Linked DNA regions of Homo sapiens: region 1 is linked to region 2. Evidence: chromatin loops called from intact Hi-C (ENCODE). Cell type or tissue: mammary epithelial cell. All regions are shown on one strand. Links, peaks and the distances in the headings refer to the core of each region. The heading gives the core; the rest is flanking DNA.

Region 1 (15,422 bases), core at 3,790-11,789, 120 kb before region 2:
CGCATGCGGACCCCTCTGCCCCCTTCTTGCTGCTCCGCAGCAGGACTCTGCCGCTGTCGGCCTGCGAGGCCCCGTTCAGGACCCTGGCGCCGTCGGCCTGCGAGGCCCCGTTCAGCAGCCGGTTGCAGGCCGAGGCGCTCTTGGTGGGGCTGGCGCAGGCGTCCAGGCCCTCGGAGGCGCGCATCTCACCCAGCGGCGCCTCGCCCGCCTCCGGCTCGTGTCCCTGAATCAGAGTCCCCGTGCGGTGGCTCCGGATGTGAATCTTCAGGTTGCCCTTCTGGGAAGCCCGGTGGTCGCAGTAGGGACACTTGTAGGGCTTCTCGCCCGTGTGCTTGCGCATGTGCTGCGAAAGCGAGCTCTGGAAGGGGAAGCTCTTGCCGCAGATGCAGCAGGTGTGGCAGGTAGCCTTGTCCCCATCCACCTCGTGGCCCCGGCCGGCCCTGGTGGGGCTGGGGCCTCGCCTCAGCTCCATCTCGGCCTCTCTGTTGCGATCCATCCGAAGGACGGGCGCGGCCGGTGGTGGCGGCACAGCTTTCTGTCGCGCGGGCTGCAGGGACCGTCCTATCTCTCCATGGTCAGAAGAGCCAAAAGACGTGCCTGCTCCCAGGAGGTGCACCTTCTACATGGGGGGCGCAGCAGCTGGCAGCCAGCACCTGAAACAGAGATGGAACATCATCAGCAAAGCTCCTGGCTAAGAGGGCACAGGCATGGCTGCGGGAACCCCCACATGCTCCCCAAAACATACCCATCCAACCCACATTAAGAAAAGCGGCACCAACAACACTTCACACACAGGCGAGAGCAGCTGCTTGCCTTAGTAAAAAATCAGTATCACTTAATTATCAATAATGAACTATGTTAAATGATTAACATAAATGTTAATGATTGTGCACCAAAATAATTTTCTTTTCCCAATAAGGTATCAAATCTTTAGGAGAGACTGTAGTACCAGAGTGTGTAGGAGTGTGAGGAATACCAGCTACTTAGCAAGACCATGTGGGAATTAGGGACAGAGGAAAGCAAGGTTTAGGAAAAGGGCAGGAATAAGAACAGGGGCCAAGTTCCTGGGCTGATGGAAGGTGAGCTGCACAGGTGGTGACAACAGTTGACGGCACTTCACACACACAGTCACGTGCCACTTAGCCAATGGGATACGAGCTGAGAAATGCATTGTTAGGCGATTTCGTCCCTGTGCAGACATCCTACAGTGGACACACACACCCGCAAGATGGCACAGCCCGCAACACACCTAGGCTGTATGGTGAAGCCACAGCATCCTCCTAGTGAGGCTGGGTCTGCTCCTAGAGATTGTGCCCAAGCCTGAAAACAGTGAGCATCAACCACCCTGCATGGCCGCCACCTACATGCCCATCCCACCCACCAGAGGGTGAGGAGGGCAGAGGCCCACTCCCTCCAGGCACACAGGCAAAGGGCAGCCTGCCAGAGAGTAGCTGTGTCCAGCACGGAACAGGCCCCCACCAAGGACGAGGGACGCATGAATCAAAATGCTTGTATCCAACCAAAGAGGCCTACATGGTGCAAGGAGAAAAGCAACTCTTCAGTAAAAACAGGAATCCCACCTGACACAGGGTAAGTAAGGTAAAGCAGCAGAACGATGAGCCAGTTAGAAAGGATGTGAGAGATGTCGAGTCTCTCAGGTCAGCGTCTGAGTGTTCAAGAGGGAGGGGCTGCACAGACAACTCCCCGGGGACAGGCTCTGCTCATCTGCTCATCTCTGCATAGAACAAATCCATTTCCTGCTTCCAAGGGTCCAGAGAGGGTCTCCCTTCTGGGGCCGGCTCCAGACCTGCACAGAGAGGCACCCAGATGGGCCATGTTCTGAAAACCCAAGTGATTTCGCATAGAAAGGAAGCGTGTTTGTATAAGCCTACAATCTCACACACACTAAGAACTCCTGCTTAAACATCTATAAAACCCAAAGCAGCTCCATATTTCCGGCTGGGAAGCACACAACACATTAACACACAGCTTCCATGAAAGATGACAGGGCCACCCACGAAAAGACCTGGGGTGGCAGCTCCCTGTTTGCTCCGAGTTTTGCAGCCTCCCAGGTTTTCATGGAAGCAGATGGGACACAGAAAAGAATACTGATAATAGACCTGAGGGGGTGAAGGGGCATGAGCTAAAAAATCAGTGTCGGTGTCAAGAGTGTCCCCATACCTCCCCCACGGGGGTCGGGGATTCTGAGCATTTTGTATTAATACTTCAACTCCCGAGGGCCCAGATAACAGCAAGACAGGAGCCTTCTGAAAAGACAGACCCCATGCTGTGCCCTCTCACAGGCAAATACAGCGCCAGGTAGAAACCTTATCAAGAATTATAGGCTTCACAATGTCTTTCCAGAAAGCCCCGCTTTGGAGGCGCCTAAGGAAACACGAGCAGCCTCAGCAGCAAATGAAAAGCAGCAACACAGAGGTTCTGCTCCTTCCTCCAGGAACGCACCCAGCAGAGCCATGCAACAGAGCGGGCATGAGAGAGATGCCCACCCAGAGGAGCCAAAACCCACTTGCTCCAATAAAAAACAACAATTAGCCAGGCATGATGGTGTGCACCTGTAGTCCCACCTACTCGGGAGGCTGAGGCAGGAGCATCGCTTGAACCCGGGAGAGGGAGGTTGCAGTGAGCTGAGATCATGCCACTGCACCCCAGCCTGGGTGACAGAGCAAGACTCCATCTCCAAAAAAAAAAAAACAACAACAACATTAAAACTTCCCCCAAAACTGGAGAAGTAAATAAGCTTACCAGGAAGATTTCTTAATGACCTTTTACTCCAAGCTAATTTAAATGATTTTGGTCTTGGCACTCATTGTGGATGGCTGTGTAATGATTTATGATGATTTTACAAGGCAAGTGATTCACAGGAAAGCCTCGTCCTTCCCCAGGCCCCAGTTCACTCCCCCACAAAAATGCTGAATCTGATATTCAAAGTATGAATGAAACACACTATTTATATCTAACTTAGTGACTGGATGTGGTATAAAAACCTTACAAGTGCGAACAATCATATAGAAAATACGTTTACAGGGAAGAAAAGAAAAACAACTAAAATCCTGGAAATTGGTGGCTCTGAAATAATTGTACAGACTCCCCTGGACCTCCAACGTTTGTCTATAAAGGATGTTAAATGTCAAGACACTTCTCCAGTTCGAGAGAATTCAACTGCCAGAAGCCAGCTCCAGAGACAGGATTCACCCAGGAGGAGCCCAGGCCTGGTCAGGGCCGTTAGAGACAGCCCTCGAGTGCAGCATGAAGCAAAAGGAGATTTGTTCTGTGCAAAGACTCACACCAATCACCAAAACCCTGTGCTCTAGGGCTATCAGCTCCTGCCTTCTTTCAGAGCAGCAGCTCCTGGGGTCTGCGCCCAGAGAAGCGGCCTCTGTGCCAGCCAGCTGTGTGCCAGCAGCTGTGCACCCGTCAGCGTGCAGGTCACAGGGTCATGGCCAACACAGGGCATTCAGCACAAAGTGCACACGTGCAGTTGGGAACCCTGGTCCCAGCCCTCATGCTCCCAGTCACCAGCCACATGCCTTTCTAGGCGTGTCCTTCACGCCCTCAACTCGTCCCCTCCTCTGTCAGGCACAGAGAAACAATAAGAAGAAGCCACATGTCACCGAAGCCCCTTGCAAATGCCTCCTTCTATAAAATCCAGTGACCCCCTCAGAGCCCACAGCATCCAGACCCCAGGGACATCCAGGCAAACACACACCTGGCACTTAGGCCCCTCTTCTCATCCCAGGCAGCTTCCTACCCTGCAGGTACCCTTCCAGGAGTGCTGGGGAAATACAGACACTCTCGCTCGTGGATCACCAGAGCCCCCAAATACAGCCCCATCTAGCCCAGCTCAGCAGCACAGCCTCGGCATCCTGGGCCATGACCACGGCTGAGCGGAAGATGGCACAGTATCAAGGAGCATGGCCCTTGTACATCTGAAAGGCCTTTGTGCCAGCATCGGACCCATCCAATCCTTGCACAGCCTTGACTCCCCGGTACCCCCGCCCTAGCTAGAGCCTGAACCCTGGCCCTCAGGCACCCGGTGACTAGAGAATGCAGTCTCCATTTCCTTAAACTCACTTAAAAGCTTTCCCCGAAACTTGCAGAGCCCTGCAATTTACAGGCAGACGTTCAAGGAGCAGCATCCACGATGCTCTGCGATCAACAAAGCAAGCTCTTCCTTCTTTCCTATTTCCTGCTCACTACCTCTCCGCCTGTCCCATCTTTCAAAAATAAGACCTGCTGTAAATCCCTGTGAGAACTGCACAGGATGTGTTTTTAGACTTAAGAACATTGTGAAGGGAAAGATACATAAATGTAGAAATAGAAAAAGTGCTGAGACAGTAACCAAGTTAAGCCCAAACCGCCATTATCTGAAGGACACGTGAGCAAAGCTGCCTCTGCCCAGGGGTTGATTAAGTGATCCCCTCCTGATGTCCACAGTTGACTAGCAAAGTTTCTCAAACCTTAAAGAAACAGTCAAAAATTAATTCCCTGCAACGAACTCTCCTAAGGGGTTACTCAGTGGCCAAATCAAAAGATCTCTGTAATCATTCTTTTTAGCTGCAGGCAAAAATTGCTATTTAAGACAAGGGCATCCCTTCCAAAAAAAGAACAAGAATGCTGTCCTCAGAGCTTCCAACTTCAAAACACGCCATGGGCGGCCGCCCCAATTAGGAGGATTATTGGGACGTCAGCGGCCCTGCTGGCACGACGGGCTGTGCTTTAAATCCCGCCAACCCCTGTAAGCCAGGAGGGTTTCGATGGGATGCCTCCTCCACCTTTATCCTGGTCCCTAGTGGGGCGTGCCTCACGTAGGAGCAGCGCCGTGTGATAAAGTGCTACCTACCTCAGTTCCAGCCGCAGACATTTCCGTCCTGGGCTGCTCTATTCCACTTTCTCAAACGCACGCCAAATACAAGTTGTTCCAACTCTCCCTGTAACACACGGGCCTGGAGATAACCAGCCTTATAAAACTTGTGCATGTGAGCCTGCCACCCAAACCACAGGGAATACGGAAAGGTTCTGCAACAACACAGATGCTCAGAGCCAAGGTGGAGGGTACAGCATGTGTCCAGCTGACATGCAATATGGCGCCCACGCACCTCGGACGGCAGGGACCCATCTGAACACATGGTGTGCCTGTGTGTTCAATCACAGATTTGTTGTTCTGGTAAGATGTATTACAAACTTTTTCCAAGGCTGGAACTGGGAACATGCCAGACAAAACCGTAATTTAATTGTTTAGGCATAAATATGACTTGCTGACTAGGGTTTTAAAGCAGATTTCCAATGGATCTCTTGCTGTATGTGAGTGTGTGTGAGTGTGTGTGTATGTGTGTGTGTTTCTCCAGAGATGTAATCAACAGTTCAAGGCCACTTTTTTTAAATGCCTTATATAATTTTTGAAATAAATTTTTTTATTTCATTTTGAAAAACTTAGGTAACAATCACATTTATTAAAAAACAGGAAGTAAAATGTTTGAAAAAACTGTTTACTCATAACATAAAAATACATTGTAACGGAGAAGGGGAGAGTCTGAAGAAAGGACAAAATATAAAGTAGAAAATATGTAGCTACATTTTAAAACTAACCATGTAAACATCAAAAACATCTAAAGACATATATATTAAGGCTGCTGCCATACCTTTGGATATTTTTCTTTTTCTTTTCCTTGTCTTTCTTTTTTTGCCTATATCATACAATTGAAATTAAATGACTTTCTCCAGATTACTTACATTTGCTAAATTTGGGATACATTTACTCTGTAGGCCAGTATTTCAACTAATCAATCCCTTCTGTAAGTGAGGAAGAACTGCCTTTTTGACCTAATAATACAGAGCAGAAAAGTCACTTCCTGACACACGCCCCGGTAAGCTGCTGAAACACTTCCCGGTGTGAAGAAATGTGTACCCAGGGTTAACCCCACTGACACTACAGAAACTTCTTTAGAAACAAGCACTGCAAAGCCTTGATACAACACATACAGCCAGAAAGAAAACCATGTTCACAAAGCCAGGGGGTATGTACAGCGCAAACATAGCGGAAGCAGTCTCTGTCCACATCCCCGAGGAACTTCAGGTGACGGCAGGCTCCTTAGAGGTGTTCCAGTCCTAGGGCGGTGCGGTCAGGGGCTAACGAGGGTATCCCTGCAACAAGCACTTCCTGAGCACCTACCAAGTGCAAGGCCTCGTATCAGGAGCCAGAGAATCTAAGATGACTCAAAAAAAGCACCCGGCTTCAAGGAACTCAAAGTCAGACAGGGAAGCATACTATTATCAAAGCGTGCTGGCAGCGCACCAGTAAGACAAGGAGAAGTTTCCAGAAGGCCAGGAGGGAAGCGATTCACTATATTTGCAAGGATTGGCCAGGTTTTCCCCTGGGAACCTGAGGCTCACCTGGGAACCACACTGGTGTGGCTTGAATTCTAAGTACTTTTCATGACCCAAGCACAAAACACCAGGTCCTCCCTGGCTCCTCCCTCCCCATCTCAGCAGTGCCCAGTAATAACCCCACATCCTGTCGGCTGCACCTCCCAACTCACTCTTGAATCCATGTGCCCAAGTCAAGCCAAAGCCATCGTTCCAGAGCACAGATGGGGCCGGTCTCCACCAGTCTCCCAGCCCTTCAGAGGCTCCCCAAGTCTGCAAGATGAAGCCAAACTCTTCACCTTGGCTTCTCAGGGTCTGAACCCCATAGCTGCCCTGGACCCCGGTGTCTAGAGCCCTGAGCCCTACTCCGGCCCAACAGCCTCCCAAGTACCCATGCTCATGCTCTCCTCTGGCCCTCAGGCCTGCGTCCCTGCCCCACCTGTCATGAGGCTGACCAACCACCACCCAGGTACAGTACAGCCTTCCTGACCTCCTTCAGCCAATGATAAGAGTCTGGTGACCCAACAAGTTGTGAGAGGCAGCCAGACTACCTGGGATTAAAACCCAGTTCTGCCACTACCTGAGGTCAGCTGTGTGACCCTGAGCAAGTGTCTTAGCCTCTCTATTCCTCAGTCCATTTCTTCATCTTTAAAATGTAAATGATAGCAATGATATCTATTTTATCATACTCCAGTAAAATTTAAATTAATGCATACAAGCCACAATGTTTACTACACTGTAAATCTTCAATCCATCTTAGACGGGATTAATAAGTAATTGTTCAATAAGTGAATGAAATATCAGTGCAAAGGTACTTGGTCACTGGCAATGACAATACATGGTTTAATAAATGCAAAAGGACAAAATAGCAGCTAGAAAGCTGGATTCAAAATAGCTAAATAGGAACACCTCTATATTCACTGGGCCCTTATGGTTTATACAACAACAGGTTATTTAACACAATTAAAAAGTCTTTGACCAACACCTATAATCATCTACAACGAGCACATTCAAACATATTGTAGCTCCAGAACTCTTCGTAGAAATTAAACCTCAATATGGACTGGATATTACAGGATATTTGAGAACTACTGTTACTTGTGTTAAGCTGGTAATATAGGAGAGTGGTCTTATTCTTTGGAGATGTGTAATGAAATATTTAGAGTTGGTTTTTACCAAAGAGAAAGAGAGAGACGGAGAGAAGGCAAATGTACCAGAATGTTAACAACTCATGAAACTAAAGGGGGGGGGGTGTTTATTTCTAACTCTTTCCATTTTTCCAAATTTGGCAAACTTTTCCTAAAAGTTAAAAAAATAAATCCTACTTGCCACTCCAGTAACACAAAAGCAAAGCAGCTCTGAGGGACCTGGTAGGCCTCTTCCCCTATCTGCCCCTCCCCCTCCCCCACTCCCCACCCTCCCCAGGCCCCACAGAAGCTCCAGGGCTGTAATAAATGCAGGTTGGGAAACTACCTTTAGTTAACTCAAGTTTTCCAAAGAAAGTCAAAGAAAAATCGTCTGAATAATAGGAACCTGGTTCAATTGAAAAGCAGTGTTTTATTTTAAAAGATCGCTTTCTGATGTTTTAGAGGCTTGCCCAAAGCCATTAAAGAAACCCACCCACGGGCTCCAGTTGCAAAGCCTTCTGTGGCCAACACGAACTCTCCCGAACATCAGCCAAAATTCAGTGTATTCTGGCATTCTGAGTGTATTCTGGCATTCCTAACTATCCTTCCCAGCACTTGACGAAGTAAAAAATCAGCAACGCGGTGCAGGTTTCCTCTTCCTTATTTTCAACAATAATGTTCTGACCAGTTAAATATGGCGTTATCAGGGAAAAACTGTAAAACATCTTACATTTTAAAATAATAACTATGTCTCTGAATCGACAGGAAATCTTGCCATTTTCTGCCTGTGAATTAAACCAGTACAAAACAAAAGCTGAATGGTTGTGTACTGATTTCCCTACAACTACCGAAGTTGACCTTATTAAAACCTTATCCCGAAAAAGGCACCGGAAGGCTAACCAAATATGCTCTCGTATTTAGAGTCATTTCCTCAACAATCGAACGCTTAAAGTTGCGGAAACCAAGCAAAGCTGACTGGGAGACACCAGGGAGGAACAAAGGAGCGAGAGGAAAACTGAAAGTCCCGTTTCCTGCACCAAGTCCCCACAAGCAGCATGTGTCAGGGGAGGGAAGCAAAGCTGAAGTGGGTGCTGCTTTCCAAATGCCTATCTAGCTTGGCATTTTTTTCAGTTCTGGTTCATGAATTAACCTTATCGCGGTCCCGAAACAGCCCTGGCTCCCCCGACGCCATGTGGCTTTACTTATCCCCGTCTGCGTCCTCTCTGACCACCTTCCGGGGGCGGGGGGGGCACCGATGTCAGCCCGGGATGGATGTCCGCGGGTGCAGGGGGGTGACAGCCCGGTCCTGCGCACATCTCCGCTGACAGGGCATTCCTCAGGAGGGGCTGGAGTGAACGGGAGGAATTGGGGAGGGAGGGAAAACGCCAAAAAGCTCAAAGCAGACAGAATGCTTCCGATATTTACAGGGCTGTCTGCAAAGGCGTATGATGGCTCCAAAAGGCAAATCATAAAATCTAAAAGAGCAACTACGCTGGTGCGTTTCTGAAGGACGACTCTCAGACACGGTTGGTCCCGGCCACAGCTACTACGGGGTCGGCGCAGAAGCCCGTGCGTGTGCTGAGTGGGTGCAAGGCCCAGTTGGTGTTTGAGTATACTGTGTGTGTTTGTTCTCCGGGAAACAATGAGACGGGCTTCACTAGTTACACTGTAGTATTATGAACCATGAATTAAAATACATCATTAACATCCTGGACAAGCTTATCTTACTACTGAGACAAAAAGCCTATTCTCTCAACAAATGGGGGAAAATTCCATCACAACAATGAAGAGTTCCTCTCCCTACAAACCATTCTGTACACCAGTAACAATTACAGGCTTATAGTCCCCAGACTGGGGTCCCGAAGAGCCCCATAAAGTGATGCATTCACTATTGGGAGAGTAAGTACGGCCGATGACAGGCCTGGAGGCGGCTGCTGTTCTCAGACCAATCAATAATCCATTATGAACCAGCTACATTTCCACTCTAAGAAGAAGAAATGAATAAAAGGCGACCAGAATCGGCAGCATTCACAAGAAACTCCACCCACCTCCCCCACTAGGGGAAAAAGGACACAAAACGCCACTATCCCAGGGAGCAGCCGCCAGCAGCAACGCGGCCCCCTGACCACAACAGACCTGATGTGGGGGCAGCCAGAGAACAATGTGCTTAGGTCTTTCTGCTCAAAACATTTATTCTAGAGGTAAGTCTCCAGCCGGCTTTGTTCAGAAAACGAGGTAGAGTGAAGGAGAATGACAAAGCCCCATTTTCTAAAACAAAGGTTGTCTTTACATTACTTAGCACCCCCCAAATAAATCAAAGCAAGTGCCAGCATGCTAGTCCCCAAATGTAAGGAACTGTCCGTAATAAGGCTTTAGTACGCGAACTCTGATCCTTTAAGCACAGCCTTCTCCGGCTCTGCACCTCAGACCACGGGCTGGAGTCATCATGCTATTTATAGCCAAAATGCATATATGACCTAAATGTTATTCTTCCGCAAGTAGGTTACCTTTTATGCAGTTGTTTACCACAAACTGTCAAAAAACCCAAATTAATTCCTGGTCCAAGAGGAAAGAGAGAACTCCATCTTCCACCTAAGTTCAAATAGAAGAACATTTGCTAAGAGTAAAGACAGTATCACAATATATTCTCGAAGTCCCTTGAACATCACCAGTATGAAGCTGCCCGTGTGTCCTTTTACTGAAATATGACCTGGGGGAGGAGGGGCAGCTGAATACACAATCTAATTATGGATTACATTCAGAAAAGTCCAAGAAAAAATGAGGAAGGATACGGAAATTTTCTTTCCACAGTCCTTACCATATCCTGGGAAATTCAAGATAGTTCTAGAGACTTTTTAATAAAGGAGTGTCCGTGTGAAAATGAAGAACAGGGGGTGGCTATTTTTATATCAGAAGGGAAGGAGCCTCGTTCCCTTTCTTTTGCTCTCCAAAATTATTGCATTACTGTTACTTGTCATTTACTATTTACTATTTTCCAAGTCTTAATACTAAGTAGTTGCTTTGCCAATCACTAAAAAAGTAAACTTCACAGAACTAAAAAATAACAGGATCCAGAGCCTGCTCCATAATTTTCTGCAGATAAATGTGCTGTTTAGAGCCCCTTCGTCTGCCACAAAGAGCTGGCGTTAGGGATTTGGAGGTAAATCCAGGCTTCTGGAGCAGCCAGCATTGCTAGTATAGTTAATGATCTTGTCAACATTTCCATTAAGAGCCCCATTTCCAGAAGCTTAGAATTGCATCTCCCCCAAACCCACGGCTCAGATGAAGTCCTGTGGTCACTGAGGGGCCGCTCTCCTTCCCACAAAAACAGAACAGATCACTCGCTATTCATTACAAAAGCCATGGAAGCACTGGGTTTTCACTTTGACTCCGTCTACATCTTACACTACAATAGTTAAAGCTAAAGTTGCGCATAACTCAGAAACACTGAAAACCTAGGGAACACCAGAGAAAATGAAAACTCATCAATTTCTATCTTTAAAACAAATATGGAAAATCAGAAGGCCTTCGATGAACTGCAGCAAGAACCCAATTTAGAAGTGGCTTAAAGATTTTACGGAGCCTAAACTCAAAACTGTGGAAACTGTTAACTAATTCAGTGTCTTAATATAAAATTTCTTAAAATTTTTCTTAGAAATGATCAGCAGTGAAAACAAAACAATGGTGCAGAAACTCGTATTTTTTAACTGGGTGACACTTCCTAGTCATTACTAAACATGCTTTTTCGAAATTTCTATGAGTTATCATAAAATATATTTTAACTGAAATTTGTTTCTACAAATAAGCTGTATATACTATGCCATGTAAACCAGCAGCAAAGAACAATGTTCGCCTCCCAAACACACAGTCCTATTTTCCAACCACTTGATTAAAACCAACATTTCTCTCCCAGTATAAGAATACAGATTGCAATTAATACCTATCTGACATTCTCTTGTCCCTCTGTGCTTTTTGTGAAAGACCCTAGAAGTCCCCACCATCAAATGAAAGAAAGAACTGTGCCCAAGAATACAAAGAGAGATAATTGTATGCAGTAAGCCATAAGGCATTCTGTTAAACATTACCTTCCGATGTAGTGCTGTTTAGCACAGAAGTCAGCGCCCAAAAAAATCCCTTCATTAAGAGCTCATAGAGGAAAAACAAACACGTCAATAATCAATTTTACCAAATTCTAAGCAATTGCTTACGCATTTTTTGTTAAAAGAAAAAAACAGATACGCTGAAACTAAGAAGATTTTGATAGGATAGCTGAAAGGCGTATTGTGCAAGGAATTACTTAAGATTTTGTTTATCATTGTACAAACACCAATCAATACTTTAAGATGATCAAAATTACAAAAGGACAAATCTTTCCCAAATGCTTTACTATATATAGCACATGTACTATAACCAGTTTAAATTTTCCAGCTCCATTACTGCCAATAACGACTGTAACATGACCTAGTTTATCACTAACATACACAGCACCTTTGAAAGCAGTTGGCTATTTCAGCTGCTTAAGGAGAGTGATCTATCAGAGAATGTTTACAAAGAGCAATTCCTGACAAAAACATGATGTCACATTTCCATAGGATTTACCCTGCACTGCCTGTCTAAAAATATTTTTTCAAACACACTTAATGACACATTACTGCAAGTTCCAGGCTTTGAAGATAAAAGAAGATCTATTCTTTCCTTGCAGGAAACAAAAAAGGATAAACAAGCAAAATTCCACTACAACTCCCTGTAACAATGTTGTTACATTATTCAGCTACAAAAGTTAAGAAAACTTTGCACCTGAAGTGATCATAAACAACCTTGCAGAAATGAGGGTGGGCACATTTTTCTAAGCCAAAACATCTTGCCCAGCAACAGCTTCTGGTAAAAATAAATTTAAAACGTAACAAGGCATAATGTTTAACTTCAGAATTGCCAACCCCCGCCCCATCCCCTTGGTCCCCAAAGAGGACAGTTATCTACCCTTTATCCCAGCCTGGGTTATATGGGAATAAACTGTCACACTTTAATGGGGGAAAGCTGTCCTAAGTCAAACAGAAAGACAAACAGCAGTCACACAGTTGCTTTGCGAACATTTTCCAAGAACTCGAAGACCATGACACTAATTCAGTGACTACATCTGGATAGTCCGTTTGGTCACAGAAGGTCCATGTTTGAAATTAAGGTCAGAACAGTCACGGGTTTACGCAGTGGAAGAATGCATTCATTCTACAACCACGGTCATTTTTCCTCTCTCTTTTCCTGCAACTTCTCTCCTACCCCAACCTGGAGGCACACAGCAACACACACAACCCTAGACTCCTTTTCTCTGATTTGTCCAATGCAAATGTTGTGAACAGTTGTGCAAGGCACTGCTCAGGGACAGATGGAGGCTGGAAAGGATCACTGCCGGCACAGGTGGGGGACTTCAAGGACTCAGGCCCACCTAGGCCTCCCTGCTCCCATTCAGCAGGGTGTAAGCACAGCCAAGGGCAGACAGGAGAGCCAGGAGAAGCCCCTGGCAGCCCAGGCTTGTGTTTCCAGATACTATCACATCTGATTCAAGAAAATTACATTCACCTTCATGAAAACAAACCACAGAAACAAGTACCTGGTGAAAGAAGAGACTACTTATAAACTTACTCTCAACAGGCACGTGAGATGCGCCAATGCAAGTCTGTGTCACAAAGAGTCTGCACTTACACACGTGACACGCTACACAGAGCTCTCCATGCACAAACCTCTGTGGGAGAGAAAGAAAATGAGCATGTGTGTGCAGCTTGCCCACCGAACCAAGGTACTGAAAAATGACTCCAAAGTGTGCTTCCACCTCGATTATCTAAATGAGCTGCTATTCCATTATTCTTTAATAAACACAATTGACAGCCAGAGAGACCATTGTTACCTCCCTGTTCCCCTCCCAGAGACTGGGCTCGGCATCCTCAAACAGTCAGGTATCGTCTGTAACTCAAGGAGGATGGTAGGACCCATCAATAATGAGATGCCACCAAACTCACTCCTTCCTTTGTCACTCCAGATAAAGACAGCATCAGTGCTCGCCCCTCTTCTCAGGAGCCCTGGCGAACGTGAAACAATAGATGCTCACTTTAGCTCACGCTCCTGGCCTGACTTCTTTGGCAGCTTAAACTGCTCAAGCAGAACCTTTTTCTGCCTTGCTAACTCTGGGGCGATGAGCAGTAGTGCCTATTCAGGGACCTTGCTGCAAAACAAAATCTGGATGACTAAGAATTGGAGGCAAGAGAGATAAGCACGCTGGAGACCTTGCTCAACTAAAGGCCCCAAAATCTTGCTTCCATTTTATCCATCAATAACTAAGGAGACTGTCATCCACTTAGCTGGTGTTAAGTCACATAAACTAGTGTGTTAAAAGTCGGCTCAGGGATTAGCCTATCCCGGCCAGCCTTCTGGGACCCACAGCTTCAAGCTAAGGAGTCCACCCAAGTCCAGAGCATCAGGACGCCCTCAATGTGCTTTGTAACTTTAGCCTGCCATCCACAGCCCAGGCTTCCTCCCGGGAATGTGTGTGTGGCTCATCCTCACTGGGCCACACAGTCAACCCCGACGGTCAGAATGAAGGCGCAGGTCGAGACTCTGCTGCTGCATCTTTATCTGGGTAACGTAACTCAGAAGGCAAAACTCACTGATTCACATGGGGGCTGGGGGGTGGGGGGGGGCCAGTGGCTCCATCCTAAACACAAATACTTTCTCAGCTTTACACTTAAAATCCTTTTTCCAAGCTATTCATGCAAACATATAATACTGCTTTCAATTTCTTGTTTTACGTTTACTCTGAGTTTTGTTGTTTTCCAAAATCACTTTGCTGCATTAAATATGCATCTGTTATATTGTGCTGTGAGGCTGGGTAAATCACGCACAGGTACCACCTGTTTTATCTGCAACAGTGGAAGCCACAGAAAGGGAAGACCACAGGCTTCAGATTTGTCATCAGGCTAAATTAAGCTGACAGCACAGGAGAAGGGTTATGCAGCCTGCCAGTAAGACAACACGCAGTGAACAAAAAGACATTCCCTTTTAAGCGTGTGTAGGTATATGTTTATTACACCACATGTATGTGGCAAAGAAAATGATCTACAAATGCTCCTTGCATGTAAGATTCCTTTCTGGAAAGTTCTCAACAAGGAGCTTCAGGATTTATAAACAATTTTAAGCTTTCTCTCCTTCTTAAACTGAACATATCTCCACTTTTGATAAGCAGAGCCATATTTGTTTTCTTTGAGAAGGGCAGTTATCTCAAACTAGTTCTTAAATCCCTTAAGGGAAACTACGTTAACTAAATAAGAAATCTTCCAAAACTAAATCCAAATGCAAAATCATGCTTTAAAGAGGGATGTGGGCGGCGTCTGTAATGCCAGCTCTTTGGGAGGCTGAGGCGGAAGGATCACCTGAGCCCAGGAGTTCAAGACCAGCCTGGGCAAAAATAACAAGATCCCATCTCTATATAAAGATTAAAAAATACAAATTAGCCGAGCGTGGCAGCGCATGCCTGTGGTCCCAGCTACTCAAGAGGCTGAGGCGGGAAGATCCCTGACGCCGGGGAGGTCGAGGCTGCAGTGAGCCATGATCATGCCACTGCACTCCATCCTAGGTGACTGACTCACATCCTGTCTCAAAATAAAAATAAAAAAGAGTGATATGGGGGCAACTCCCACCACTGACTTGGGTCTCAGGGACAGAAGGGTGCCAGAAATAATCAACATTTTTTTAAACCCAAGGAGGTTCCCTTTGTAAGAACATGTCGATCCAGTCTTGGAATCTAGCAGGAAAATTCCTTTCCATGCCACTCTCTGAAAGACAGCTCACTAGGACACAAATGGAAAATACTCTTTTACTTCTGCAGAGATAAGCTTCTTCTCACCTTCAAGGCCCAATGTA
Region 2 (15,422 bases), core at 3,890-11,889:
CATTACATCGGTGAATTCTCTAAGAAAACAACAGTGGCCGATTTCTAGGGCATGAGGTCCCTCAACTTCTCTCATTTACGTATTGGGTCCCTCATCCTTCGATATATGTAGTCAGAATTCGTGGCTGTTGTCCTTAATTCTTTCTTAAAGGCAGAAACAATAATGTCAATTCACTTCATGAATAATGTAAAAGCAATTTGCCATTTATATGGCGTTACTTAATGGTTCACAGACTATAGTGGTGGATGCAGTTGATGTTAAAGAGACTTGGGTCAGAATTCCATCTCAGCTGCTTCCTAGCTCTGTTACCTTGGGCATATCCCTTGGCCTCTTCACCTTCCATTTCTGCATCCGTAAAATGGACATATTCATACCGATTTGGCAAGATTCCTGCTGGGGGTTGGTGATCGAGATCATCTGTGTGCAACCTCCTAACAGGATCTCCAGGGCGTCTGGTCCTGTGCAGAGCTCACATCTCTGTGGGCTTCTTGTCTTGCCTCTCAAAGCTAGATGTTAGGTGTCAGGAGGTGTTGGCCTCCTGGGAGCTAGAATATTGCCTTCCAAATTTTCCAAAGCTTTTTAACATATTAGGAAGCCTAAGATATGTTAGCCAGAGTGATAGGTCAATTCACTAACCTTGAAGGCTTGAAAAAAAAATTGCTGATTCATTTTGTTTGCTGAGTACAGACTTTCAGTATTTTTGTGCTAAAGAAGATTTATTTAACATTTTATCATTTAATTAAAGAAAGCATGTTTATAATCAGTTTGTGCCTGTCCCAAATTGTCCCTTTGTCTTCCCAGACTTTGTCAGAAATTCCCTTTCTCGGAGCAAAAATGCTTTTGTGCAGGCAACATTTCTTAGATGTTTTTGTACTTAGAGTTTGACTTGAGGATATTTGTGGATGGGACTCAGATTTCAGAGTGTGGGAGGAGAAGAGGTCTGGCCAATGAGGAGGCGGCTTTGCTCGGGTCATTTGCATCTGGCCGCCCAGGTTCCAGCAGCTCCATCGCGTTGGTGAAATATATCCTTTAGGGGATGTCACGGCTTTGGTTAAGTTTTCCTTTTTACTCCTTAGCTGCTAGCGCAGTTTTAATGATAGCTGTTTCACATGTGCATGCGGCACTCATGTGGGCAGAGCTGTCAGAAGACTGTAAAGTCTCAACCATCCTGCGATTGCTTGCACCTGAGGAAGACGGAATGACGATGTTCTGCGCCATGGTATTCCTTTGCTCATTCATACACTGATTTATGGCTCGTTGTTTTCCTTTGGCTCAAGGTGACATCAGTACCTACAAAAAGGCAAATATACGTGAGAATGCTTTTATAGCAAAATCCTTGTTTGCAAAGGTAATGATGTTCTAAAACTGGAAAAAATGCAACTCAGGCAAAAGGAAGAAACCCTAGCGTGACTTTTTCTTCCTAGCTTTTGTGGGTAGTGAAGTTTTTCTCAACATGCTATCAGATTGGTTCCATTATTTAAAAGTATTTTTAACACAGGAAAAAGTTTCGTGTTTTGTATTTCGCAATGCGATTCGATCATCTTCCGCTGTTCCAGATGGTGGCTTGCACCGTGCAATCAGGCTGGATCTTACACAAGAATCCATTCCAAACCCTGAATAAGGGCCCAAGCCCAGAGAGGGACTTGTGTATCCATTGCCACAGGAGCATTACAGAAACATGCCCCCTAGGCTTGGACACCGTGGAATTCAGGGAGCAATTCTAGCTAGGAATAGTAGGGAGATAAAGATTTGTTGTTGTTGTTGTTGTTGTTGTTTGTTTTTTTGAGACAGAGTCTCACTCTGTCACCCAGGCTGGAGTGCAGTGGCGCGATCTCGGCTCACTGCAAGCTCCGCCTCCCGGGTTCAAGTGATTCTCCTGCCTCAGCCTCCCGAGTAGCTGGGACTACAGGCGTCCACCACCAGGCCCGGCTAATTTTTTGTATTTTTAGTAGAGACGGGGTTTCACCATGTTGGCCAGGATGGCCTCAATCTCTTGACCTTGTGATCCGCCCGCCTCGGCCTCCCAAAGTGCTGGGATGACAGGCGTGAGCCCCCGCGCCCTGCCATGACGGGACTTTCTGACGTGGCGCTGTGTCTGGGCTCGCCCTTTCCTCGGATCCCACCTCTCCGGAGGACGGGGAGAGTGCTGGGTAATCCTGGGAGTTCCTAAAAGCCAGCACAGAAGGCAGGGGTTTCTTTCTCTGGGGGACTTCGGAGGAGGTGGCCACTGGTCTGAGAAAGTCTAAGTGTAGGTTGGGACTTCGGTCAACTGGGACTTAACTATGCCACTCAAACTGGTGTGCATGCAATGCCACTTCTGCTGGGTCTGAAGAGGGAGGCCCTGCACCAAGGCCACGTTCATAAGACACAGGGTGGAGAAGAGAGATGGCATCCCATGGGGAGAGCTTGTCTCCCAAAGACTGGTCCATCTGTTGAAAGAGGCTGTCCTCTCCCCTTATTTCCTGAGGAGCTGCCCAGGAGGGCTCCCTGCTTCCCTCTGGCCTTCACATTGGCCACCGGGACCAGGAGGAGCCCTCCCTCTTCCCTTCCCCTACCTGTCTCTCTCTCTCTGTCTCTCTCTCTGTATCTCTTTGTCTCTGTTTCGCTCTGTCTCTCTCTCTATGCCTCTCTCTGTCTTCCTCTTTCTGCTTCTCGTTGTCTTTCTCTTTGTTTCTGTCTTTCTGTCTTTCTCCCTCTTTCTGTCTCTCTCCCCCATTCCCCCGTCTCTCTGTCTCTCTTTCTTTGTCTCTCTCTCCTTCTCTCTGTCTCTCTCTCACTGTCTCTGTCTCTGTCTCTTTCTGTCTCTGTCTCTCCCAATCTCTTTGTCTCTCTCCCTCTCTCTGTCTCTCTCCCCACCCCCACGTCTGTCTCTTTCTCTGTCTCTTTCTCCTTCTGTCTCTCTCTCTCTCTGTCTCTCTCTCTCCCTGACGGTGTGGTGCATTCTCTGACCCTCCCCTCCCCTCCTTACCTTTATGACTGGCAGGTGGAGAGACAGCTAGTGACTCTTCTGTGGCCCATCTTGGGATGTGGCCCTGGGCAGTACTCACTGGAGGTGGACAGGACAGCACTTGCCCCTGAGGGCCCAGCAGTCGGCTCAGGTCGCCCGTGTGCATAGAGAGGTGGAAGGTCAGCTTCCACTTCTGTGTTGGTTTCCCTAGACTCTGCCACAACAGAGCATCACAGAGCGCGAGTCCTAAACAAGAGGAATTTATTCCCCCACAGGTCTAGGGAGGAGAGGTCCAAGATCAAGGACCGAAGGTGGGTTCCTCCCGAGGGCAGGGTGGGAGAATCTTTCCAGGTGCCTCTCCTAGTTTCTGGTGGCTGCTGGCACTCTTGGGCATTCCTTTGTGTGAGGAAGCATCCCCTGGTCCCTGCCTTCATCTTCACAGGGCCTTCCTCCTATGCGCATGTCTGTCCCCGTAGCCACATTTTCCCTTTCCATAAGGACACAGTCATATTGGATTAGGGCCCACCCTATTGACCGCATCTTAACTTGATCATCTGCAAAGATGCTATTTCCACAGAAGGCCACACGCACAGATATTGGGGAAATCATCCAGCCTGCAATGACTGCCAAGGTGTGCTCTGCGCCTGGCTCGCCTGGGAGGAGCTCCAGAACATGGGGCAGAGGCCACTCAGGTCGGGAACAGACAGTAACACACCCCCTGCAGATGCCCTACCGTTTGGCCTATGATCCTTGGATCAGGGCAGCGATGCGTGAAGGTGGATATTATTATGACTCTAAAACCACACTGCCGTCCTGCCCCCAGGTCCACCTCAGAGCTAAAAGGGCCCCTTGATGCAGTTCTTGGGGCACCCGTGGTGACAGCCCACTGGATGAACCCACAATGCACCCCACACTGCGCTGGGCTCGAGCATCCTTGCTGTGAGGGTCCCCCTGCCTGAGCAGATCTCACCCTGCAGATGAGAGACACGTGTCTACCACCTAGCCAGGATGTGCAGAGGGGTGGCTGGGGTCTCAGTGGAAGGGAAGGTGGCTGCTGTCTTTCCTAGGGCTGGGAGCTTTGAAAAAGGGAAAAACACTCACTCCGCTGAATGCAGCTCTTGGGGGACTGGTGGGCCAACCCACAGGATAAGAACTGCATTGCAGGGGCCGGAGCCCAGGATAAGGTTCACAGTGCATTCTGAATTTCCACCTAGCATGGGCTCCAAGCACTGCGCTTGAATTTGAAATATCAAAAGTATCGGACCTCGTGGAATTGATACATAGGTGAAGCACTTTTCTTTCTTGGTTGGCAGAGTATAAAGTTCAGTAGTATTTGCCTGCGCATGACTGTCTTTTTCAAATGAGGAGGGGAGTGGGAGGCATGGAAAGGAGATGGTTTGTTCCTAACAAACTACATTCCAGAATGTTCTCTCCAAGGTTGGAGCCCTTCCTTGGCTGGAAAGCTGTGTGACTCTCCCATACTCTGAACAGGGCCATCTTCATGGCAGGCTTGCGGCTGCAGTCTTTCCTGTGGATTTGCACCAGAGCTGTTTGTACCAGGGGCTTGTTGCAACTCATCTTGCAAGGGGAAATCCAAAACTCAGAAATGACACAGCATTTTAGAGTTGGTGGCAAGGCAGGAATAGGATAATGGAAGAGAGATTCAAGGTCCACACAGCACTTAGTGTTTTGTTGTTTTTTTTTTAACTTAACTTATTGGGGGAATAAACTATTAGATTTTTATAACATATACTTTGGGTTGTTTGTTTGTTTTGAGATGGAGTTTCGCTCTTGTTGCCCAGGCTGGAGTGCAATGGTGCGATTTCAACTCACTGCGACGTCCTCCTCCCGGGTTCAAGCTATTCTCCTGCCTCAGCCTCCGGAGTAGCTGGGATTACAGGCATGCTCCACCATGCCTGGCTAATTTTAGTAAAGACGGGGTTTCACCACACTGGCCAGGCTGGCCTCGAACTCCTGACCTCAGGTGATCTGCCCACCTCAGCCTCCCAAAGTGCTGAGATTACAGGCGTGAGCCACCGTGCCCAGCCTGTAACATATATCTGGACTCATAGGGCTCATGATAAAATGTGGGAGGTTCTGAGTTCCGCGACTCCTCCCCGGCTGCTTTCTGATCTTTTCCTTGTGCTTCCACAACCCGCTCCCTCCAATGAGGTGGAAAGTGTGGGTATGACGGAGTGGCCTCCAGCCACTGGGGGAAACTCTCCTGCAGTGAACATGGCTTGTAGCCAGGTCAGAGAGACTGTGGGGTCCATGGCATGGTGGCAACTTCTAGCAAGAATTAGAAGGAGAGACACACCCACAGGTCACGTTCACTTGTTGGCTGAGAGCAGTTTTCCTGGCTCATGTGCAGAGTGTCAAGGTTAGCAGACCTCAATGCCATTGGTAAATCCCTTCGCAATGTTTGAATGAGGAGAATCCCATAGCTGCACAGCTGATTTATTCCGTTTGTCGTTGGTGTCGTCATCATCACTCTCTGTTTTCCAGTCCTCATCTCTGGCTTTGTGCATTAGGATGAAAGTCCTGAAATGCAGTGTGAGTCTGGGCTCTGACATGTGGGCTCTGGTGAAAGTTGGCACGCAAGTGACTCCACCTGTGGGCTCTGGCATCCTCAGTCTGAACATGAAAGGACTAACACCTTTGTCTATGACCCAGAATGGCTGTGGGAATTAAACAAGATGAAAATAGGTGGAAATCGAAGCTTTTCAGTTTGCCCCCTAGAACGGACGCTGAGACCAGTGTGTGTGCTGGGGAGTTACAGGCCTCACTCTCAGGACGAAGCCTGCACTGAGTGAAGAGGGAGCCAAGGGAGGAGTCTAACCGGCCAGCAGCTGCAGCCAAGGCCTCTGCCCATTCCGTGGGAGTTCTGGACCTGGGGTTGGTGGGGGGGCCTTCAGAGTGGCCCCAAACAAAGGCAAAGGGACGAGCCTTTGTACCCGCCCTGCAGGCTGTTCAGTGGAGATGATGCAGCCTCGGTGAGGCCACAGCTTTGCATATGTCCATTTCAAATACAACAGCAAAGCTTACAGGCAATTTGGGATTTCATGAAGTCAATGAAAGTGACGTTGGAGAATTGCTCAGGACTTTCCCACGGTCACTGGCACACGGTTAACTATAATTAGCAATTAAAGAGCAAGTAATCACCATGGAAAGTGGCACAACAGCATTAAGAGATCTGCATCCGCACAGCTCCGGTTAAAGACGCCTTTGAGAAAGATGATACAGCGATGCAAGAGTGTTGCAGACATGGCCTTTCGTGGGGGAGCGCTGTAAGCTGGGGGGGTGTCTCATCCTGCTGGCTTAGAGTTTTGTTGGAAAAATTACACCAGAAAAACAGTAACACTGGAAGCCTTCTTTGCTGAATCTAAGGATTATTGCATAATTATAACTTAAATTTTGTATAAACTAAAATAAATTTATATAATTCGGTTTTATTTGGTTTCAAGGTAAAACCATCAACTGACCTTTTTTTTTTCATTATTTATTATGAAAGTTTTATTCTTGTTTAAAGTGGATTTTCCCTTACATAGCCTTTTCCTGGGAACACGTATCTTCAGAGGACATCAACACCAGCCTCTCCTGCCATGTCTTACGTCAAACTCAATCCCTTCTGAGGGCCTCAGCTGATGTCACATCCATATAAGAAATTGGGACACACCTTGGAAGTTTCAGTTTTGGTATCCTGTGGTAAAAGTTGGTATCTAGACAGGATTAGCCATCACATCCCCAAGAATGAGCTATGGCTAGATTTCTTCAGCTGAAGATGAAAGACATCTGCCTGCGAGTCAGCTCTAGAGGGTAAGAAAATCTAGGCTTGGGAAGGTCAGATGAAGAGGGTGGGATCTCAATCTCTAAAGACTTGGAATTTCAATCCCAGCTTCAGTTGTTCCATCAAGAAATGAGAAAATGACAACATAGAATTGTCATTTATGGCAAATTATGCATAAATGTAAAATAACTGCACTGCAGTTTCTGAAAACACTAAGATTCCTAAATAAACACCTGGGGCATTGAGATAGATCGTGAGAAATAATACACAAAAGTAGAGGCATGAAGGAGACCACAGGCCTCAGATGGCAACAAAGTGTGGTAAAAACCATCCTGTGTTGGGCCAGGTGCAGTGGCTCACGCCTGTAATCCCAGCACTTTGGGAGGCCAAGGAGGGTAGATCATGAGGTCAGGAGATGGAGACCATCCTGGCCAACATGGTGAAACCCCCTGTCTACTAAAAATACAAAAATTAGCTGGGCGTGGTGGCACGTGCCTGTAGTCCCAGCTCTCGGGAGGCTGAGGCAGGAGAATCACTTGAACCCAGGAGTTGGAGGTTGCAGTGGGCCAAGATTGCACCACTGCGCTCCAGCCTGGTGACAGAGGCAGGCTCTGTCTCAAAAAAAAAAAGAAAAAAAAGAAAGAAAACCATCCTGCATTTACCTGGGTGTTAACCTTGGGTAGCCTGTTTCCCTGATAATAGCTTGGATACTTGCATGCAGTGAGAAAGAGGGGGATGGGAGGTGTGGGGCAAAGAGTTAGAGTAGCCTCAATGCATTGTGAAATTCCTGCAGCCACACAATAAAAAATACCGTGGTAAAACATAGGAAGGATACAGGGGCATGCATTTCAGCAGAAGTCATGCGAACCTACACATTTTTTTATAGCATTGAGGTTTGTGGGTACTAATACATTCAGGATTATCTAAAAATTACCTTTCATGGTCAGGTGCAGTGGCTCACGCCTGTAATCCCAGCACTTTGGGAGGCCAAGATGGGCAGATCACCTGAGGTCAGGAGTTTGAGACCAGCCTGGCCAACATGGTGAAACCCTGTCTCTACGAAAAATACAGAAAATTAGCCAGGCGTGGTGGTGGGCGCCTGTAATCCCAGCTATTCGGGAGGCTGAGGCAGGAGAATCACTTGAACCCTGAAGGTAGAGATCACAGTGAGCCGAGATTGTGCCACTGCACTCCAGCCTGGGCAACAGAGTAAGACTCTATCTTAAATAAATAAACACAAATAGAAATTACCTTTCTTAAAAACAAACAAACTCAAAGATTTAATTTTCCAAGGTTAACTAGGGACCTATTTGGGTAGCAGAATACAGAAATGGCACACAAGGGCAGAAATCTGCTGTTAAGGTTGAAAGGGAGGCTGAGATGCAGGTGGGATAGAAAAGCTTCTGAGAGTGAGCAGGTACAGCTCCAGAAGCTGGTCCCATCAGTGCCTCTGACCCAGGAGTCAGGGCGTGGCCACCGGGAACTTCATGATGGCTGACTTCTGAGGACTTGAGGGTTAGAGTCATTTTTATGTGAACTGCAAGAACACCATCTGCAGGCTAGAGTTTCCAGGGCAGGTGGAGCTCCAGAGCTAGGCATACACAGGGCCCTGCTAAAGGGGACCAGAGCAGGGTCAGGTCCAACACCGGCTGTGTTTGCCTGCAGTTGACAAGATAAGCTATAGAACTGAGCTGTAACCATGAAGGTGGAAGATGAATCCCAGAAATGGGGTGACCATGGAGAGGCGTTTCCATCACTTCCTACTCTCTCTGTTGGGGAGGCAGGGATTCCCTCCCTGGGGCTACAGGAATGTCCAAACAAATAGCAACTGACACTGAGCAGATGAAATGGACAACAGTTTATTCTTCACAGCCCAGGGAGGAGGACGCCGCATGCCACACGGGGCCACACAGGGTTGCGTACGAGAGCAGAGTGAATCAGCAGGGCTGGGGGAGGTGGCTTTGTAGTATCAACGGTTGGGGGGTGGCCCCTAGTTCCTATGGGGGTGTGTTGACTTGTTTGAATAATTCCATGGCTGGCCCCTGCTCAAGGACTAGCGGGAACTGTGCCTGGTCCCCACGGGAAGGAGGGCTGTTTGGTCAGCGGACGTTATTCACAGGAGTGGGGTGGGGATGGGAACTTGTGTCTAGGTCATTCGAGGCCCTCCCAGTTTTACCAGATGTCAAGGGAGCATATCATATTGGGTCTTAATTTTAGATCTGCCACAGGCAGGTGCAGGGAGTGTGTTGCTCCTCACTACCCAGATGCCTGAGGCCACTGTGCAGAAGTGGCCTGGACAGGATAGCTGAAGCACCATGAAACCTGGTGGCCCTGGCAAAGGCATCCCAGCGACAACAGTTTATGAGTCACATGTCTGGGAATATGACCTGATTCCCAGGCCAGTTGGCCAGGTGCGTGGAAGGGAGTAAATAAAAGCAGGTTGAAGCAATAATGCCTCTGACTTTTGTTGGGCTGGATTGTGCTCAGGCTTCTGTAGGGAGGCCTTCGGTGAATAAGGACCAACAAACTGGGATTGAGGGAAGCAGAAGAAAGGCCCTAGAAGAAAATTTGGATTCCTGGTGGAAGAACTGGATCAGGAATTAGAACATTTGTGTTCAGCCTTCACTCTACCTTAGGGAAGACAGTCATTGCTGAGTCACTGTTTCCTGGTCAGCAAATGGAATCATGATACCACCAGCACACTTGTGAAAAAATGAGAGAAGTGAGATATTATGAAATACTCTTCAGATGTAAGACATTGCTGTTAATGAGGCATTATCATGTGCACTTGGCTTCAACTGATTTTACTACGAATGTGAAAATGTATTTTAAGCAACTAGTTCTGAACAATAAGCTAAAGGGTACTTTTTGGTTTTATTTTGCTTTTAAAGATAGCTTGTGTCTCCTGAGTGTTCTCTAAAAAAATGAAAATAGAAATAATATACTTTTTTAGTTGGGCTGTTTTGTAGGAGGCAGCTATGTCTTAAAAAATGAGTACCACCAGACAAAGACATTACAAAAAAAGAAAACTACAAAACAGTATCTCTCATGAACATATAAATGCAAAAATCCTCAACAAAATATCGTAAATTGCATAAAAAGAATCAAATGTATAAAAATGTGTAAAAAATATAAAAAGAATTATATACCATGAACAGGTGGGATTTACCCCAGGTATGTAAGCCTGAATCGACTTCCAAAAATCAATTCATGTAACCCATCACATTGACAGGCTAAAGAAGAGAAATCACATGATCATAACAATAGCTGCAGAAAAATATTTGACAAAATCAAACACCCATTCATTATAACTGCTAGCAAACTAGGAATGAAGGGGAGCATCCTTAACTTCCTTTACAAATACTCTAACAGCTAATATCACACATAATGGTGAGGAACTCAAAGCTTTCCTGCTAAGATCAGGAACAAGGCAAAGATATCCCCTCTCACCACTGCTTTTCAATGTTACAAGTCTTAGTTAATACATTAAGACAGGAAAAGGAAATAAAAGGCATACAGATTGGGAGGGAAGAAATAAAACTGTCTTTCTCACAGATGACATGATCATCTATGTAGAAAATCTGAAAGAATCAACAAAAAAATTCCTGGAACTAATAAGTGATTATAGCAAGGTTGCAGGATACAAGGTTAATATATGAAAGTAAATTGCTGTCCCATATATCAGCAATGAACAATGAGATTTGAAATTAAAAACACAATACTATTTATATTAGCACCAAAAAATGAAATACTTAAGTGTAAATCTAACAAAATATGTACAAAATCTATATGACAAAAACTATAAATCTCTGATGAAAGGTATCAAAGAATTAAATAAATGGAGAGATATTCCATGCTCATGGATAGGAAAACTCAATATTGTCAAGATATCAGTTCTTCTCAACTTGATCCAGAGATTCAATGCAATTCCAACCAAAATCCCAGAAAGTTATTTTGTGAATATTGACCAACTGATTCTAAAGTGCATATGAAGAGGCAAGAGGCCCAAAATAACCAATTCAATATTGAAGGAGAAGAACAAAGTTGGAAGACTGATGCTACAGTAACCAAGGTAGTGTGGTATTAGCAAAAGAAAAATAGAACAGAGTAGAGAGCCCAGAAATAGACCCACATAAAAATACTCAACTGATCTTTGACAAAGGAGCAAAAACAATAAAATAGAGCTAAGATAGTCTTTTCAACAAATGGTACTGGAACAAGTGGACATTGACATGCTAAAAAATAAATCTAGACACAGACCTTACACCCTCCCCAAAGATTAACTCAAAATAGCTATATACATAAACGTAAAATGCAAAATTATAAAGCTCCTAGAAGATAACATGGAAGAAAACCTAGATGACCATGGGTATGGTGAGGACGTTTTAGAGACAACACTAGAGGCACAATCCATAAAATAAATCATTGATAAGCTAGACTTCCTTAAAATATAACACTTCTGCTCTGTGAAAGACAATGCTAAAAGAATGAAAAGACAGGCCACAGACTGGGAGAAAATATTTGTAAAAAACACATTTGATAAATAACTGTTATCCAAAATATACAAAGAACTCTTGAAGTTAATAATAGGAGAACAAGAAACATTACTGAAAAATGAGCAAAAGGCTTTAACACACACCCCGCCAAAGAAGATATACAGAAGGATGGCAGATAAGCTCCACATTACATGTCCTCAGGAAAATGTAAATAAAAACAACAGTGAGACACCACAACACACCTATGAGAATGGCTGCATCCAGACCACTGACAACAACAAATGCTGGCAAGGATGTGGAGCAACAGGAACTCTCATTCATTGCTGGTGGGAATGCAAAATAGTACAGCCACTTTGGAAGACAGTTTGGCAGTTTCTTACAAACAAAAACCTACCCTCGCCATATGTTCCTTGAGATTTACCCAAAGGAGCTGGAAACTTTCTGTGTCCACATAAAACCTGCACTTGGATGTTTATAGCAGCTTTATTCTTAATTGTCAAAACTTGGAAGCAATCAGGATGTATTTCAATAGGTGAAGAGATAAACAGTGGTACATCCAGACAATGGAATATCATTTAGCACTAAAAAGAAATGAACAACCAACCCATGAAAACACACAGAGGAATCTTAAATGCATATTACTAAGTGAAAAGAGCCAATCTGAAGAGACTACACACTGCATGATTCCAAGTAGATGACATTCTGGAAAAGGCAAAACTATGAAGACAGTAAAAACAAATGAGTGGTTGTCAGGGGTTAGAGGGAAGGGGTTATTTTTAGGACAATGAAACTACTCTGTATCCTATAACAGTGAATATATGTCATTATACATTTGTCCAAACTCATAGAATATATAACATGCAGAGTGAGCTCCAGTGTAAACTATGGACTTTGGATGATCATGATGGGTCAGTGTACCTTCATTGATTGTATAAATGTACTCTCTGGTGGCAGATTTGATGGTAGGGTGGGCTGTGCATACTTGGGGACAGGGTATATAATCTCTGTGCCCTCTGCTGAGTTTTGCTGTGATCCTAAAACTGCTCTAAAAAAAATTAAGTTTATTGGCCGGGCGCAGTGGCTCACGCCTGTAATCCCAGCACTTTGGGAGGCCGAGACAGGCAGATCACGAGGTCAGGAGATCGAGACCATCCCAGCTAACACCGTGAAACCCTGTCTCTACTAAAAATACAAAAAAATTAGCCAGGCGTGGTCGCAGGCACCTGTAGTCCCAGCTACTCGGGAGGCTGAGGCAGGAGAATGGCATGAACCTGGGAGGCGGAGCTTACAGTGAGCCGAGATCGCACCACTGCACTCCAGCCTAGGGGACAGAGCGAGACTCCGTCTCAAAAAAAAAAAAAAAAAATAAAAAATAAAGTTTATTAATTTGAAAAATTACCAAAGTAAAATAAAAAATAATGTTGGAGAATTACATTTAGAGTGTGATAATGCACCTATGCACACACAAACACAAAGGAGGAAGGTGCACAGAATTGTATGGGGAAATAGACAAGGCCCACAAGGGTAGCTGGGGGGACACCCCTGGGGAAGGGGGAGAGAACCAAAGTTGGACATCAGTCAAGGGAACTTTATCTGTAATATTATATTTTTTAAGGAGAATGAATTATTTTTTTCTTTTCTTTTCTTTTTTTTTTTTGAGATGGAGTTTCTCTCTTGTCGCCTAGGCTGGAGTGCAATGGTGCAATCTTGGTTCATTGCAACCTCCGCCTCCTGGGTTCAACTGATTCTCCTGCCTCAGCCTCCCGAATAGCTGGGATTACAGGCATGTGCCACCATGCCCAGCTAATTTTTGTATTTTTTGTAGAGACGGGGTTTCGCCGTGTTGGCCAGGCTGGTCTCGAACTCCTGACCTCTGGTGATCCGCCCAGCTTGCCTCCCAAAGTGCTGGGATTAAAGGTGTGAACCACCGCGTCCAGCAGAATTTATAACTTCTATACTTTACTACTAATTAGAGATAAAAGAATGAAATGAGCTATTGCCTGCAAAAAACAAGAAAACACGGTTATATAGTTGCAACTGTCAGTATCCAGATACAGCAGATACTATATGTCTCCTATAAATAACAGCAGCAAACAAACAAACAGGAAAATAAAAGAGACATGTAGCTCCTACACCTTTATGACAGATATTGGCTTAGTGGCCAAAATGATTCTGGCACAAGTTGGTAGGGCAAGGGAAACTTGATGGGACTGGACTGTTTATTAAAATAAAAAGGTAATTCACTCTGCCAAGGTGAAGGCCTTGGCGCTTGAACTTCTCAGAGTAAAGAAGTAGTGACTTTTGCCTTTTATTTGTTCCTGGGTTTTCAGAAACCAGGAATATCACTTCATTTCCATGTCCTTCTAAAAGCCAGGAAGGTAAGGTGCGAGAGAATGACTCCAGGAGAATTTGCTCTCCTTCTAGATCTTTCTTTTTTTTTTTAAATGGAACTTTTGTGTTTGTCCTGAGATATTGCAGCAGCTGCTGTGTCTCCAAGTTGGAGTTAGTCTCCTTTGAGGCTCAGAAAATACCTAGTTCTGCCAAGGGCTCTTTACTGTCCATGGCCATGTGCTCATCTGGTTTTGTGTTGGTGACATTGACACATGAATCTCGAATCTCGGTGGCTTGAAATTGCTGACCACCAAAATCGCTTTTACACACACATACACCGAGAGACGCTCAAGACACTCAGACATTCTGTTTCTTTGGTTTAAAGGCCAGAAGTAACTAAAACGAGTTGATTTCTGCCTTTATCAGCTCAGAAGTGGGGCCTTTAAAGAGGCAGGGGCTGGGAAATTGGCTGTAAGGCTGTCCACTTAGATTTGGGGCCAAGATTTTCTTTCCAGAAACTTCATGCATAACTGAAAGGTTTCAGGAATCAAATCGTGAGTGTGTTCCCTGGAGTCCCCCAGATTTAAGTGGGTTGTTTTTCTACCCCTGACATTTGTGTTTCTCCAGACTCTACCTGTGCGGCTGACCCCGCCTCTGCTCTGGGCTTTCTCTTCCTCCTTCCCCTAGTCTTCCTCTTTCCCCTCGTCTTCCTCCTTCCCCTCATCTTCTTCCTTCCCCTCCTCTTCCTCCTTCCCCGCGGTTCCACCTGGTGCCCTGGCGGGGGATACAGGCCACACCACTGCAGATGTCAGAAATAAACATGTACCTCAGGGCAGGTGCCACAAGGTGGAAGTTTTCAGTTGTTTTCTTTTGGCAAAAAAGAAAAACTGGAAAATGGCCAACGAACCTGCTTTCTTTCCCCCTCCCTTCTCGCAGCGGAACCGTCGTGGGGCTGAGCTGCTGGAGAGCGGCTTCAGGCCGTGGTCCTAGTGAGCGACGCGCTGGTCTGACTCGAGCACCAACGCTGGCTGCTGCTCGTGTGCGCGGTGATGCCTCCCCCGAGGCCCAGGGAAGCGCCCCGCCCGCAGGCTTCCCCGCTCGGAGGGGCGCCCGGGGGTGCTGACGCCTGCACTGACTCCACACCTGAGGGCTGGAGGGGACGAGGGGTGGGCTCCCCCCACCTCCAGGGATGCTGCCGGAGAAACGCCCCCCAGTCTCCATCCTGCTTCTAGAACAGGGGTGAGGCGGTGGAGCCGCTGATTCCTGACGGTTCTTCCCGGCCATGCGCCCTCCAAGTGGAGAGAGGAGGCGCTCAGGCAGGCCCGAGGGCCCCGCTTAGGACATGCTCAGGACCTTTTTATTTTTCTACCAGGTGACCACTGCCCCCGGTGCTAACTGCCCCCAGAATGTCCTAAAATGTCCCCTAGTGGTGCTGGAGCGTGTGCCTGGAACACACAGAAATAACAGCGGGCTCCTTGGTGCCAGGCGAGGGCGAGCCCAGGAGCCTGCCAAGCCCTCCCTCCTCACCAGGCTCCCTGTGCAGCGCCCGGAGAATAACCAGAGAGCACGCAAGACTCCTAGCATAGCTGCCTCTCTGACAGGGCAGGGCAGGCCGCCGCCTCCACAGTTCCCTTCCTCTCCCTCCTTCGCGCATCGCTCTTCGTGCAGCAGATTTCTATTGCTCTGCCACGTCCGAGGCCTCTGTTCCAGGCAAGGTGGGGCAGGGAGGGGATATAGGGCAGACGGCCTGTTTTCAAAGACTTCCAATCCAGCTGGGAAGGTAAGACCTGCTCCCAGAAGTCAAACATCATAGAAGACAGTGGTGCGTGGTGGCCTAGGGCGGAGCAGGCGGAGCCGGTGG

What was found. Hi-C counts contacts between places; a loop is a spot of excess contacts. Peaks named below come from ENCODE experiments on the same cell type or tissue, not always from the same donor. Only the 100,000 strongest peaks of a DNase experiment are listed, where the experiment ranks them.
Region 1: a loop joins it to region 2, with 2.9 times the contacts of the local background. A loop is called at or near these places in 3 of 110 quality-filtered maps.

The regions. Positions count from the first base shown.
Region 1 is chr18:76,442,559-76,457,980 of GRCh38, forward strand. It overlaps ZNF516 (zinc finger protein 516), which reads right to left. Exons shown (of 7, transcript NM_014643.4): 3 at 1-653. The coding sequence starts at 496. Among named protein-coding and RNA genes, the nearest start is that of ZNF516-AS1, 41 kb to the right of the region's middle. RefSeq lists enhancers at 3,540-4,118, 4,119-4,697, 4,698-5,275, 6,161-6,662, 6,663-7,162 and 2 more and silencers at 13,537-13,616, 13,637-13,696. In mammary epithelial cell, for the core only: no CTCF peak of the experiment used is centred there; a DNase peak (open chromatin) is centred at 8,523; H3K4me3 peaks cover 1,239 bases; H3K27ac peaks cover 1,534 bases.
Region 2 is chr18:76,564,416-76,579,837 of GRCh38, forward strand. No RefSeq gene overlaps it. Among named protein-coding and RNA genes, the nearest start is that of LINC00908, 43 kb to the left of the region's middle. In mammary epithelial cell, for the core only: a CTCF peak has its summit at 8,293 (motif pointing left); a DNase peak (open chromatin) is centred at 9,406; H3K27ac peaks cover 1,016 bases.